Regions from separate parts of the Homo sapiens genome. Here region 2 is linked to region 1. Evidence: chromatin loops called from intact Hi-C (ENCODE). Cell type or tissue: ascending aorta. All regions are shown on one strand.

Region 1 (5,000 bases):
CTGATCCCTGTGCTGAAAGGAAGTAGCCTTGTTTGGCAACCCTTCTATATTTGTACTTGTGTTTTGTTCTTCTCATGTCAATCTACCAAAAAAAAAAAACAAAAATTTGTTTACCTTCAGATTAATGATAAATGTTCCTGCTAATGCTCCTTCCCTCACAAAGGTATGGATAAAACAAAAGGCAAAGAGAACGGTTTGTGGAAGTAGACGATAGAAGATAGTGTAGTTTGCTGCTCTTCTCTATTCATCCATTGATGAGCCCTAAGCAACACCCTGAAGCTCTCTGACCCTCTTCTTTCCTCACCCTGAAATAAGAGATTTGGGCTAATCCCTGGAGAGTCTCCCACCTCTAAAAATCTATGGTTGTTTTGGTAGAATATGTATTAACTCTACAGTGAAAAATACTTCTCCAACATTGGTTCTTTATGCTGGTATTTCCCACATGTATCCTGCTGTGCTGTCACACTGAAAGCTGCAAGCATATCACCTGGTCCCATAGATCAGTGAACACAATATTCAGCCTGTCAGGAGGCTTGTGTTGTGAAGTGATTTCTCTCTCAGAACAGAGTCATCTACTTAGTGCCTTTGAGGAAAGATAATGTAATAGTCTTTTTAGTGTACTCTGCTGGAAAATTTGAAAGTTATGTTGAAAAATGGTTGTTTATAAAGATGAAACTGTTTATGGTTTTCATAATCAGTTAACTTTCAATTACTTGTGCTTGTATGCTTAGATAGGGGGACAGTTGTGTTTGTAATCCAAACTCACATGTGTTGCTTGAAGTACATTCTGTAGTTTGTCTTTGTGTTGGGGTAGGATAGTGAAGGAGCAGCCCAGATGTTCCCTGTAATTGTTTTGGTGATATTTAATGTTAAAATGAGTTGTCAGTCTCTATACATTAATAAGTGATCTAGAAGCAGCAGAGTAAAACAGGTAGCAGGCACAGAATTGAAAATCTCCTTCAAAGATACAGAAAGTAGGCACGCCATTATCAGTGAATTTAGAGTACATATACTATGAAAATCTGGGGCCCATTTCCACTAAAAGCTGTTTATCACTTGTTTGTGGTATGTTCCTATTTATAGATTTTATTTCAATTATAGGAGACTAAATGTGTGTACTGTTAATTGATGATGATGGTATAATTACAACTTAACAGTTTCCGGATTAGCTGGCCATGCTGTAAGTCATAGTGGTCAGAACACTGAGGATATGTCATTTAACTCAAAAGTTGATTTTTTTTACTACTGTATATATTATATAAAAGCTCAAGGGGAAACAAGTCAATTAATCATAAATGATCATGCATAGAAAATATGATGCTTTTTTAAAATGCTTTTTTCTTTAGCCTGTTAGTCTGAAAATAGCATAGGCCTTCAGATGGTGATATATCCAGAGAATGATTCTGTTGACAGTGACTGTGCTTAGTGTTGAACTTTGTCATCCAGGAAGGAAATCAAAGAACCAAAAAGTCTTCCTTCCAAATGTTAGTGCACCTCAGGTTCTTCATGAGATTTCCTGTTATGCTCCTTTTCCTTTCTTATGTTCTTAAAATGCACTTGGTTTTTTTTTTTTCCTGTTTCCTTTGTCTATATTTTAAATTGCTTTTTTAATTTGAACATGTCATTATTTTAAGCACTTACTATAAGTCCAATTTGTAAATGAAATCTTGCCTACAATAAGTATATCAAGTGAAGGGTATGCAGTTCACAGGTTTATTTTTACATGTTGACATTTATAAGTACATGTGGTAACTTAAATCTTTTCATTACTTAATGTGAAATTAGAACTTATTGAGGACTTTATCTTATCACTGAAGAAGTTGGTTTCAAGTTAGTTAAAAATAAATTTTGTCTGATATAGGAGGAAATCAATTTCAAAAGAATGCCTATTTTTAAATAAATGACATATAACTTACTTTTGGATGAAAGGGAAAATATAAAATCACACTAATATTTGTAGCATCATGAAATATGCTCAGCAAAATCTTTTGATTGCTGAAGTTTCCTATACTCTAGTTGAAACTTGTTTGTGTTTTCTTTAAGAAAAACAAACACAAAACATTTCTAGAAAACATGCTCTTAAAGATTATTTTCTTTGAAAATATTTTATATTTTTCTAAGCTTGTGCATTATTTTCTTTTGTACTATATTTTTAGTAATTTGATTAAAGTATTAGAACATTCAGTATAAAAGAAAAGTGAAGTTGATTATTTCCTTTTTATGAAATCTAATTATTTTTTCTTATGAAATCCAGGCGATGTAGTTACAGGAAGCGATGCTCAGGTTTCTGTTCCTGTCCAGACTCTAACTGACCTCCAAGGTACAGTTACCATAACAACATAGTGTTTCTTTTTCTTTGCCTACAGTATTATCATTGCCTACTCCAAAACTCCATTTTTCTTTTTGCCCACCCTCCATTCATACTGTTTTCAATTCACTACCATTGTTCAGCCACTGAGTGGCACTATTGTTAAGAACAAAAGTCCCCTCTCATGTCATACCTTGGTGATGCCGAATATGGCTGTGATGTGGGTTTTCTATTAGGTGTGCACAAGCCTCTTTGCAAAATATGATTCACCCTGTATTTTGTGGTTATTATAACATAGTATACTTTGTGTGCCAGCTCACACTGAGGTGTTCTTTTTGTTACACTGGTGCTCTGTGACAGTATTTGACCAATTAGTTCTGAAAATAGACATCTTATGTGCTACGATTAGCCAGAAATACTTACATTTTGCCTGAAATAATTACAACCTGATTTTGAAATGTTTTTAAGTATTGCCTTTGAATTACGCATTATGTTAACACAATTAAAGTACAGTGTAGCAAATCTTCATTTATGGTAACTGGCAATGGTTTTAAAAAAAGAATGTTTAAATATCATATCCATTTGTTCAAAATATAGAAAATATAGTTTTTAAATAAATACAAAAAGTGATCATCTACCTCCTATGCAATTTTAAAACATATAAATACTTAAAGTGGCTGCATTAATCTTTTATTATGCAGTCTTTTAGATGAAATATGCGATAGAGAGGATTTCTGTGTTAAATGGAAGCCTAGAGTAACTTTAAGAATCTTCTATTCAAATTCAGACTAAAATGATAGCAGTATTAATTAAAATCCATACCATGTTTTTCTTAATTTAAAATACCACATAATATAGTGATGCTAGTAGTATTAAAATACTGTTTTAATAATGATATGTCCTCATATTATCCATTTTTTTAGGGGGGGTGGAACAGAAAAGAATGGGTTGTGATTAAGAGATTGATGTATTGGGTTAACTTAAAAAACAAAAACCCACCACATTGTGGCAATAGAGGAGTAAGCTTTCACTTCTATATATAGTTCTGTGTCTCACAGGTATAGTTTCTGGAGGTATTCTGGTAATTGAACCAGATGAACTTCAAGGGCTTTTCTAGCTCAGGGATTCCATGAAGAGCTGTTCACTCTTGCTGTCTGTTAAATGATCTACATAATAGAAGGGTATAATAGCATGGACAAGAGGAAAGGCAGATAATGTCTACATGATTTCTCTTTAGCTTTGCACTGAGATGAATGTTAATGTGATCATCTGATATGGAGAGAATTTACAAGACTTAAATTTGTTTTCTAAAATTAAATTCTGAGCCCCACAGACAACTTTTTAACATGTGTGTTGTTGTCCCAACATTAATTGCTACAGAGTAGATCTTTGGCTTCTCTGCAAGACATAGGATATGGAGCCCAATTTATACCTATGGAAAGAAAAGCTAAGAGTTGGCTTGCTTATTCTGACTTCTGCTTCTATGCTATTAATAAATCCAGTTTTTTTCCTACAAACCAGAGCCACAGGAGTAACGTAACTGTTTAACTAGAACTTCAAAGAGGGAGGTTATATTGTTTTGTTCAAATACCTCGTGTTATATAAGTAGAATTATCTCATTTGTTTATTCAACAAGTATTTATTGAGTGCCTGCTGCTGTGTCAAGCTCTGTTTTCACTGGTCCCTTGGCTTTCCTTACAGCTTTACCTGGTTGGTTGGGCATTACCTTTGCTTTAGGTGACCCAGTTAAGCCTACATAGTCGGGAACCAGCTCTTTTACTAGATACCCTATTCAGAATCACCTCTGCCTCCCATACCCTAGCAGAGATTGTATCAGTCTGATAAGGAAAGTTCCAGCTACTTTAATAGATGTGAATCACAAATAAACAGCTTTTAGTCTGTGGTGATGATTTTGACAATGATAGACAATGAGAGTACACCTACCTGATTTGGGGAAGTCACTTTTTGTCTTCCTCAACATATTCCCTGAAGAGTACCAAGAAGCAAGGGGAAGTAGAAGTAAACCAAAATAGTGGTAGCAGAAAAAAAAATTCTATCTATGCTTAATATAATCAGTGTCAAGGAATTAAACTACTTAGATTTTCCCAAGTGTCTTTTTTCAAAGCAATGAAGTAAATTTCAAGAAATAAAGTAAGTATCAATACTTTTGATGATTCCTTGATTATAGATAGTCTTTTTTTAATGAAATTTTATGTCTGTATCTTTGACTTTTAACACAGCAGTTATATGGGCTTTTATTTTTAAGAAAAAACCTGAATATAAGGTGAGATTCCATAATTTAGATCAATAAGTAATTTTTAGAGAATTATTCAAAAATTTCATTTTATATCTTGCAGTGTAGGTTGCAATCACACACCAAAAAAAAGCCACAGCAGACTTTGTTTATCAAAGACTTAACTCAGTGAGGTTCTTCAAAATTAGTTTTAGAAATTGCATACTTACCCCCGGAAACCTTTGTCAAGAGATATTTATGAATTTATTCACAAATCAAAAAGCTTTAAACACAGGTACACACACAAGACATATGTTATTTTTAAAGAGAATCTGGAATTTGTAACAACAGAAGTACAGTCAGCCCCCTGTATCCATGGGTTTCACATCTCTGGATTCAGCCAACTACAGGTCAAAAATATTCAGAAAAAAAATGAGTCTCTACTGAACATGTACAGAC
Region 2 (5,000 bases), 200 kb after region 1:
TCGAGTACAACCGGAAATTATGTGACAGCTTGCTTCTGGCACTGGATAATTGAAAATTTTCTCCACAGAGGTAGTGGCTGAGATGAAAGAATGTCTACATTTCTGAGGGAGAAATTTTAAAGATGAATGAATGTTGCATGATGCTCCAGAATCACTGGAATAAGCAGAGAGAATAATAACTAGTATGACAGGTGCAAGAGTGGTCCGAGGGCAGGAAAAGAACAAGGATGCTAAACATTTACAGGCGTGTACAGAGAGAGGTGCTGGGAGAGTGAGTCCACAGTATTGGAAGCTGCGGATCTGGTCATTTGGTGATCTTGAGTAACTGTGGAGAATATACAGTAAGTCTTCTCTTAACATGGACAGCTTCTTGGAAACTGCGACTTTCAGTGAACAAGGTACAATGAAACCAATTTTACCCTAGGCTAACTGATATAAACAAGGGTTAAGTTTCCACAGCGTATTTCTGGTCACAAAAACGTCATCAAACTTCTCAATAAAGATCAAAACACTTCTAATTTTAAATGCTGAAATAAATGTGAACTATACATACATTTAAGAAAGATTAATGAAAACAAGTAAGATCATTATTTACTCAATTTGTGGTGAATTCGTGACAGTAGTCATAGTGGTGGTGTATTAAATCAACAAATGTTTGCAAAATGAAAATTTTCAGAGGAACCTCCTACTACCACACAGCTCAAAAACAGTTAACAAATATTGCCGTGCATTTGGATGAATGTCAAATACCTGATAATTTTTTTTATTTCCCAATAACTTATATTCATTCATTCATTTATTTATTCATTTTCCAACCCACTTATTCCAATCCACTTATCAAAGGTGGCCAGAGCCTATCCCAGCAGGTCAGGGTAAAAGGGGGAACCCACCCTGGACAGGATGCCATCCCATCGCAGGGCACACTCACACACACATCCACACTCACTCACACTGAAACCCTGAAGATTGTCCAACTCATCTGAAGCTCACATCTTTGCTATGTGGGAGGAAACTGGTGTACCTGGTGTACCTGGAGGAAACCTACACAGATGTGGGGAGAACCTGCAAACTCCATACAAGTGGCCCCAGCTGGGAATCAATTATTTTTTCCTCTTCAGTGTTATAATGAAATGATGCTGAACAAAATGACATTATTCAAGGATCGGCTGTAACTGCAGTATGACAGTTCTGCAATCCTAAAACTCACCTCACTATACAAAATTGTGCAATAAAAACCACAGGGCTTATAAGGAAAGTGGGTTAGGGGCACAACACTAAAAAATTTTGCAGTGACACATAAAAAAAGACATCAAATAAAAACAATATCACAGTTCTGCATATGTTAAATGGTTAAAGAATGAAAAAATACTACAATAAACATGGCACTTAACCTTGAAAAAGACCTGAAGGTTGCTGGTGGAAGTGGGTGTTGGAGGAGTTGCAGCTTGTGAGTCACTGTGAAGTGGTGGAAGGAGGGTGATCTGAAATCTAACGGAAAATTGTAACACAAGATGTAGAGGGTGTAGCTCATAACACATTTTGTGAATTGAAGAATATGGTGGATGTTTGAGGGGTGTGTGTGTAATTTCAGTTCACACAAACTTGTGCACACGCAAATGCAAAATTTTTGGTATGCTCAAATTGTTACCTAACATATAAACTGCATTCAAGCAAGTTTGAATTTTCAAAACAAGTATTTGTAGTAGAACTTACTATAGAAGGGAGAATACTTCAAAATATTTCCAAAAAATTTGTTTACAAAATTCTTCTATGGAATTTTATTTGAAGTCTAAGTTAAATTCTCAGTTTCTGCCACGTTCAAAGCATGGTTTTGGCGTCATATAAGTCTGCCTGAACACTGTATTCAACTATTTTAATGATCATTTCTTGCCAGAGAACAGATGCCAAATGCTATATAAATCTGGAATGAATTATGAATTAAGAGTGACCCAGGGTCCACATGTAGGAAGCTAGCTATTCTCAACTTTTTCCAATATACTCTAACTTTTCATAAAGCTCACTTCAGAGCTAGGGTAGTACCTAAGGGATCAATGTGTCTTTCCTGTTACATAACTTTTATCTAAACCCTGATACGGTCTGAACCTCTTATGTACTACATTTCAGATAAAATCCTATAAAATAACATCCCATCTTATCTGTAGGTAGCTAGTTGAATTTTCAAATTATAAAAAGCCTCCTCTAACACAATCAATGTCTCTATCACTTCTCAGCCTAAATTAATATATAATCATATTCACACACTTAGAAGCGGGCCATATTTCACAGGTTAAACTTTAAGTGCAGTTTCTGAATGTAATCACCATACAAACATAAGATACAGGCATATGCTTATCATATACAAGTGTAATATGGGTGTCTCCTGCATTCACTCAATAACCATTTGGATACAGCATAACATTCATGAAATAAATAGTATCATGTAGTCAAAAGAACCAGTTTATTGCCTTTGGTTCCTACTTTCCACAGGTGCTGTGTGTCCAATGCGCACTGCATGGACCTACTGTTTACAGTTGTGGGTATTTCTGAGAGGCACTTCCCACATTAGCCACTAGAAGTCCTTAGTAATACACATTTGTTAGGCTGGGAGGAGAGGAAAAAGGAGCAAAGATAAGGAAAAACAGCACAAAGAGGATAGTGGGCAAAAAATAAAAAAGCACATCTACAGGATTAAAAGAAAAAAAATCGACAAAATCACAGAGGCAGAGCTTAGGGGAATCAAAACAATGAATGCACTAGGGTGGTTTATGTCACCAAAAACTGTGCTTTTAAACCAGGTAAGAAATTTTTATTTTTATGCAGACAAGTGAGTGAGCCATAAAGTCACAACCAAACTTAGATTTAAAAGGCATTCACTACTATTTCTAGATTGAGATTTAGCATTTCCAGAAGTCTCCATGTGGTCCCCAATACATTTAAATAGACCAGAGGCAATAGTTTGAAAAGGTCGCTGGAGGGGTTCCAGTTGTACCAAAAGATTGGTTATGAAGTCAATGAATATACGTTAAATACTTATCCTACTCTAAATTTTTGGAAAATATTTAAAATTTCTAAACCTCAAATTTTAGTTTTTAACCAAAACTTTAAGTTAAGAAATATAAGTTATTTAATCTTATTTCACGAAATAAACAGAATTTCAAAAAATGGAAGGAGTTTTGAATTTGATCTTGTAGTTTCTGGTCCTGAACAATTTGATATTCATAGGAAAAGCAAAAAAAAAAAAAAAAAAAAGGTGAAAATTGAGCAACAAAACAGAACCTAAACTACCCTGCAAAGGAACTCTGCTGCAATTATAAAACTATCCAGAAAAGCTATATAATAATTTCTGCCAGTTTATGTGGTAATTTATTATGCTATGCTTTTCTATATGAAGAGCATGCACATGCATTTAAATGATAATAATCCTTTTACTTCTCTAGTTTATTATCAACCTTACATGACCAGAAGTCTTGTTAGGGGAGAACTTGGTATGCTATACATCATTTTGTACATGATTACTGTGGGAAACCTTATACAATAGTCTCACATTAAACAATCTACTTTACAGCACATGATAAATTGCTTTGCACCATGGTCACCTCAAGGATGTACACATACACAAACCCCATCCTCTCCCAGCCACTTTTCAGCTTTTCTAAGCTACATTAATGATATGTTTACACGACATCCTTATCCCATCCCAGACAGCATGAAATTTATGTGTGCCTTGTGCTCAAGTATTCTCTGCAGACATGAAAGGAGGAAGGGATGTGGGTAGGTGAAGGGATTTAGCAACTTAGAAGGAACTTTCAACAGGTACTGTGAGCAGCCAGGTGCAGTCCAGTGAGGATGTAGTCCACAGCCACTTTGCTGGCTTACTCTCTAGTAAGTGCCTGGAAAGAGGGCCTATGGCCTCACTGTCTCTCCCTTGGTCTTGGAAACATTAAAGATAGTGAGTTCAGACGCTACATCCTGAATGGAGGGTAGTGTCTCCAAAAAACTGATGAGAATGGTTCAAAACCTGCTCTGAATCATTCCCGTGGGAGGACAGGGGAACTTGAGCTGGTTAAACCCAATTATTCAGTGAGCAAGCTACTTCTGAAGAGTACATTAGGAACTTCTGGATGCTACGTTAACTCTTTCAAGTCACTAAGGACCCTTTAGTTCTGACATGCTCATTTAAAACTATTACTAAATTAATTAAATTTAAAAGGATACAATTTGAATTAAACATAGTACCACTTTTATTACTGCCTATTTACATCAAGTCTTTTCTCCAAGGGGATGAAGGTGATTTAGAAACTCCTAATTAACAGAAGGTAATTTAATCATAGTCTTACTGTAAAGTATCATTAGTTTCTCTCAAGTCTGTGATAACTAAGTATAGACGTTCGTTGAAAGAGGAAAGCAATTGAAGACTTCTCTGTAATGAAAAGCAATACTTTTTTTAAACACAGCAGAGTGTCCACAGTTCTCCAGGAATAACAGAGCTGGAAGAATGCATCTGAGCAGCTACTAGAGTATTTACTGTATAAACCCAGGTGTGGCGTTCTTCCTGATGTTGACCACATAACTCACATGTTCTGGTATCTTCCCCTTTCAGAGCAGAGAGACAACTTGCTTAGCAAGATGATGGGAGAACTTACCTTTTGCTTTTCATTTTGAACTTTAAACCTGACTTTATGAAATGGAGTAATCATGCTCTGTATAAATAACAAAGTGGGGCATGACAAATGCTGCTCTGGAATATGGAGTGATGTTAAAATAAACTCACACAAAGGTCTTCAAGCTTCAGGAGCTATATGCAACCAGCCTTTGAAAACTAATAATGACAATCATAATGACAATGATTTATTGAGTATTTATTATGTTCTAGGCTATTTACAGGTACATAGTCTTATAATCCTTTGAGGTTGTGATCTAATGCCCATTGTAGAGTTTAAAAAATAGGTTTGGGCTGGGCACAGTGGCTCACACCTGTAATCCCAGCACTTTAGGAGGTT

The links. Hi-C counts contacts between places; a loop is a spot of excess contacts. Peaks named below come from ENCODE experiments on the same cell type or tissue, not always from the same donor. Only the 100,000 strongest peaks of a DNase experiment are listed, where the experiment ranks them.
Region 2: it touches region 1 in a loop (2.9-fold over the local background); 40 of 110 quality-filtered maps call a loop at or near these places.

What each region holds. Positions count from the first base shown.
Region 1 is chr3:17,231,005-17,236,004 of GRCh38, reverse strand. It overlaps TBC1D5 (TBC1 domain family member 5), which reads left to right. Exons shown (of 23, transcript NM_001349074.2): 18 at 2,255-2,320. Among named protein-coding and RNA genes, the nearest start is that of PLCL2-AS1, 180 kb to the right of the region's middle. RefSeq lists enhancers at 2,261-2,330, 3,330-3,399, 3,774-4,068. In ascending aorta, a CTCF peak has its summit at 2,447; no DNase peak of the experiment used is centred here.
Region 2 is chr3:17,030,179-17,035,178 of GRCh38, reverse strand. All of the region lies in intron 3 of PLCL2 (phospholipase C like 2), which reads right to left. Among named protein-coding and RNA genes, the nearest start is that of PLCL2-AS1, 22 kb to the left of the region's middle. In ascending aorta, a CTCF peak has its summit at 2,561; no DNase peak of the experiment used is centred here.